Linked DNA regions of Homo sapiens: region 1 is linked to region 2. A link is a loop called in an ENCODE intact Hi-C map of the cell type or tissue named here. Cell type or tissue: Caco-2. All regions are shown on one strand.

Evidence for each region. A loop is a pair of places that touch in the nucleus more often than their neighbours do. Peaks named below come from ENCODE experiments on the same cell type or tissue, not always from the same donor. Only the 100,000 strongest peaks of a DNase experiment are listed, where the experiment ranks them.
Region 1: a loop joins it to region 2, with 3 times the contacts of the local background. A loop is called at or near these places in 2 of 110 quality-filtered maps.

Annotation. Positions count from the first base shown.
Region 1 is chr7:29,608,906-29,611,405 of GRCh38, forward strand. No RefSeq gene overlaps it. Among named protein-coding and RNA genes, the nearest start is that of PRR15, 46 kb to the left of the region's middle. In Caco-2, CTCF peaks have their summits at 1,028 (motif pointing left) and 1,230; DNase peaks (open chromatin) are centred at 486 and 1,006; H3K4me3 peaks cover 188 bases.
Region 2 is chr7:29,118,714-29,121,213 of GRCh38, forward strand. CPVL (carboxypeptidase vitellogenic like) reads right to left here. Exons shown (of 13, transcript NM_031311.5): 2 at 2,180-2,358. The coding sequence starts at 2,348. Among named protein-coding and RNA genes, the nearest start is that of CPVL, 27 kb to the right of the region's middle. In Caco-2, a CTCF peak has its summit at 1,295; no DNase peak of the experiment used is centred here.

The DNA.
Region 1 (2,500 bases), 490 kb after region 2:
TTCGTACCTTAAGTGGCCACAGCCTCTTCTTCCTGTACCTACCTGCAGCCCCGAGTTCAGACCACCAAGTGGATGGGGTGTGGGTAAAGACAGCCAGGAAGCTTGTCACAGCTGGGTCTGTTTTTTATATTTATAGGAAACAAGGTGGCTTCAGAAAGGACCCTGACGGTCTGGGAGACCCTCTTGCTCGGTTCAGGGCAGGCTTCCTCCCCTAGAATCCTAACAGGCAGTCCTATCCTTGGTCTGTATCTTCCCAGAGACAGACAGCTCACTATCTTGAAGAATTAACCTTGAGCCTAAAAAGTTCTCATGTCCCATGAATCGCTTCTGCCTCAGCATTTTCAGAGTGAAGAACAATAAGGACGGGTACCTTCCCTCATACTCCAGACCTTTTAGTGACCCTAGGCTGTGTTCTCAGTCATCCGACCTCCGCAACGCAGGGAGGAGACGGTATCTTGGATAGTTGAAAGGCAACTGGGTGTGGTTTGTTTATCTCTGGCATTCACAAGCTGGGCAGCTGGTGCCTTCACCTGCTCTGTGGACACAGCCCTCAAAGCCTCTTGGTTTGCAAAGGAAAGGCAGTCTCTCTTTCAGTGTTTTTGTTTGTTTGCTCCTTAGCATGAGAAATTAAAATAAAGCCCTCCTTTTTTAGTTGAATATTAACCCACTTCCCCTTTCCTTTTCCCCATCATGCTTTTATTCTGTCCTTCTCTGACCATCACTCAGTCTCTCTCTTCGGAGGGATCCTTCCTTTTTTGCTTGTCTTTCACTCTCCTTGTCTCTTTCCTCTTCTTTGTACCTGTCTCTTTCCACGGACTACATTCCGTATTACTTATCCTGCAGGTCTAGATGGAATGTGTGCCTTGTTCCTAGAGTAATGGCAGTGCCAATTATTCATCCCAAAATGACTGGGCTTAAGCCAATTGGAGTGGAATCCACAGATTGAGTCACCAACACTTAGGCAAGCGTTGAGGAGACGGAATGGTGGTAAATTCCAGGATGCTTTTAGGCGGCAAAGGAAGGAGTCCCCAAATTAGTGCCACCTAGCGGTTTGCTAGAGTAAGGTCTGCAGCCCAGGTCATCGAACGCACAGAGGAAGGTAATGTTTGGTTTTGTAAATATATTCTTCTTCCATGGCATGGCAGTCCCTGTGCCCTGCAAAGTGTTTTGTCATGATCTTGTTGAATCCTCACATATTGTAATCTCCCTGGAGTGAGGCACCGAGGGATGAAATAATGAGTGGGACTGGGATTCTAACCCTTGCTCCAAAGCTATTAATAGTACTCTTTCCACAACACACACGAAGGAAACTAGAAAGCTACAGAGATGCAGTTTGTACAATTTGGACACCAGAATTTAGCAGGAGTAATACTTTCTCATGATTTTGAGTAGATGCCAAGATGTTCAGAAATGATGTAAGAGAAAGGTTTCATAAATTTAAAGTTGGACAGTAGTGCATGTTTTAGATAGATGGACTTCTATTTCCACAGTTAAAATTGACAGAATGTATAAGATCCACATCTGTTTATAATAAATACAGTATCTCCCTAATACTTCATTTTTTAAGTGGAAAGAGTGTTGACATTTCTGGTCCCAGAATTGTGTTCAGCTCTTTTTTTTTTTTTTTTGGAGAGGCGGAGTCTCACTCTATTGCCCAGGCTGGAGTGCGGTGGCATGATGTTGGCTCACTGCAACCTCTGCCTCCCAGATTCAAGCAATTCTCCTGCCTCAGCCTCCTGAGTAGCTGGGATTACAGATGCCCGCCACCATGCCCAGCTAATTTTTTGTATTTTTAGTAGAGACAGGGTTCTGCCATCTTGGTCAGGCTGGTCTTGAACTCCTGACCTCAGGTGATCCACCTGCCTTGGCCTTCCAAAGGGCTGGGATTACAGGTATGAGCCACCGCACCCAGCTGTGTTCAGCTCTTTTTTCCATCAACAGTGAAAAGAAAATACCACCTCCACCATTGTGGTTTTTGAGATTATTGAAGTCAATTAAATGTCAACATTTACCAAAAAATAACCAAAAAAAGATAGGCTGCTTTAGATGAAATAGCATTGAAGTTTATTAAACTTAGACAACAGAAGACTCTTGTGTAAATCCACATAAACAAAACCAGAAGTTCCCTCAGAAGACCCTCACCCGGATGTACAGGTGGAGTCTAGTGGTCTTTGAACTAAATGTGAGAATCACTGGGCCAGAGGCCTGGCCTGAGTGTAAGAAAGAGGTTAAGAATGGATTCTGTGAACTTCCAGGTTGCCATGAAGGTCTCTCAAAGGCTTTTGCCTCAGGGCCCGTCTCTCTGTGGCCCTGAGGAGAAGTAGCCTTCTGCGCAGCTGCCAACCAGGCCCTGGGAGGCACAGAAAGGGTTCTTTCTCACATCTAGCCTCACAGGGGCCCTGCTAGACCCCACAGGACATATTTATGGCTGTCCTCTTTCCTGCTATGAGGGGAAGAGAAGTCTTCCTCATTGTGCTTGTGTTGATAGCCTAGCACCCTG
Region 2 (2,500 bases):
AAACTTGCTTTATTTTAAACTTCTTTATAGAGTATTTAGATTTGCTTTTGATCTTTAAAATGACCATTTGTCTAAAATTTCCGGTGTTCTTCTTCATTCCCATCACATCTGCCAACCTGCCAGCTTCACAGGCACCATCTCTGCCTTCCCACCTGTGACAAGGGACAACCTTGGGGCCCCTGTGTGCCAGATCCCTGTCTCTCACCTTCTTAAACACAGTCTCCAACAATGGTTCCCCAAACCAAACCAATTCCCCACTCATCATTTCCATCAGCAAACAAACATTCTCTCCTATTCTGTTAAAGACCCTTCCTGGACCCCAGTGCTCCCTCCAGCCACTACCCCATTTTTCTGCTGCTCTTTGCAAACAGCTCCTCAGAATAGCTACCTGTCTACTGTTTTATAGCTTAGGAACCTACTGAAGTCCAGAAAGTTGAAATCATTTACTCGCACAGTGATTAAGCGCAAAGAAGCATTAAGAGCAGATACAGGGCCGGGGGCAGTGGCTCACGCCTATAATCCCAGCACTTTGGGAGGCCAAGGCAGGCAGATGACTTGAGGTCAGGAGTTTGAGACAAGCTTGGCCAACAAGGCAAAATCCCATCTCTACTAAAAATATAAAAATTAGCCGGGCGTGGTAGCACATGCCTGTAGTTCCAGCTACTCAGGAGGCTGAGGCAGGAGAATCGCTTGAACGCAGGAGGTGCAGAGCGCAGTGAGCCGAGGCTGCACCACTGCACTCCAGCCTGGCAACAGAGCAAGATTCTGTCTCAAAAAAAAAAAAAAAAAAAAAAAAGAGCAGATGCAGGTCATAAATTTTAGCCTCTGATAACACTAAGTGATACCTTTTTTCCTATTGGTAATAACAATAGAAAAACCCACAATCTCTAAATAAAGCCAATTGCAAACACTCATATTTGGAGAACAACTTATAGAGTACAAAAGATTTTCACGTGCCTTATCTCATTGGATTTTCATAACATCTCTGTAAGTTGGGTAAGTTGTTAAAGCTCCATCTTATCTTAATGAGAAAACTAAGGCCCAGACTTGCTGGATAACGGGGCACAGCAGGGAGGCTGCAGTGAGGCTGAGTATGAAGCCTACACACCAGCTGATATCTGCATGAACTCTGGCTAGTAGCTCAATCTCTTTCTGCCTTGGTTTCACATGTGTAAAATGGGTCCACCTCCCCGGGATGTTGAGATGTTTAAATAAGTTCATGCAGAAAGCTTGGAACCAGTGATTGACTCATAGTAAGTTTTAAGGATAGTATTAGCATTAAGTGACCACTGGGGGACAGGCACTCTACTAGTCTTATAAATAAAATGCTGCAACTCAACCATGCAGGTAATTCAACCCCGGCTAATTCTCATTTTAGCTAAAAACTCAGACAACATATGACATCAAGTCATTAATATTTGACATAGGCTGGGTGCGGTGGCTCATGCCTATAATCCCAGCACTTTTGAAGGCTGAGGAGGGTGGATCACCAAAGGTTAGGAGTTCAAAACTAGCCTGGCCAACATGGTGAAACCCCATCTCTACTAAAAATACAAAAATTAGCTAGGCATGGTGGTGGGCACCTGTAATCCCAGCTACTCAGGAGGCTGAGGCAGGAGAATCACTTGAGCCCAGGAGGCAGAGGTTGCAGTAAGCAGAGATTGCGCCACCGCACTCCAGCCTGGGCAACAGAGCAAGACTCTGTCTCAAACAAACAAACAAACAAACAAACAAAATATATATATATATATTTGAAATAAAACAACTGAGTAAAAATACTGAAATATATTTTGCATCCTATGGGTTACTTGTTTTAAGAAAAACTATTGGCCAGGTGCAGTGGCTCACAGCTGTAATCCCAGCACTTTGGGAGGCCGAGGTGGGTGAATCTCGAGGTCAAGAGATCGAGACCATCCTGGCCAACATGGTGAAACCCCTCTCTACTAAAAATACAAAAATTATCTGGGCATGGTGGCTTGTGCCTATAATCCCAGCTACTTGGGAGGCTGAGGCAGGAGAATTGCTTGAACCCGGGAGGCGGAGGTTGCAGTGAGCTGAGATCGCGCCACTGACCTCCAGCCTAGTGACAGGCGAGACTTCGTCTCAAAAAAAAAAAAAAAAAAAAGAGAAACTGTTGAACTCATGCCAGTGGTTTTCTGATTTAATTAAACTTACTTACCTTTTTGGATCTTCCCAGCTTCAATGTAAGGGGTGAGAAATAATGGCTGTCCTGAGTCTCCCTTAGGTGGCATGGAAACACTTCTGTATAGGGAGCGAAACAGCCCATCACAGGGGCCAGGCATCAACAGGACCAGCGAAACAATCACCTTCCACATGGCACCAACCATCTCTCAGGGTCTAGGATAAAAACAGCATTCCAAAAATGAATCATAAGAGTAAATATTTACCTGGCCCTTTTACATGCAAGAAATTCATTTATTCACTTAAAAAAAATATTGTGTGTAAAGGCCCTCTGCAAGGACCTTGGATAGCACCATAA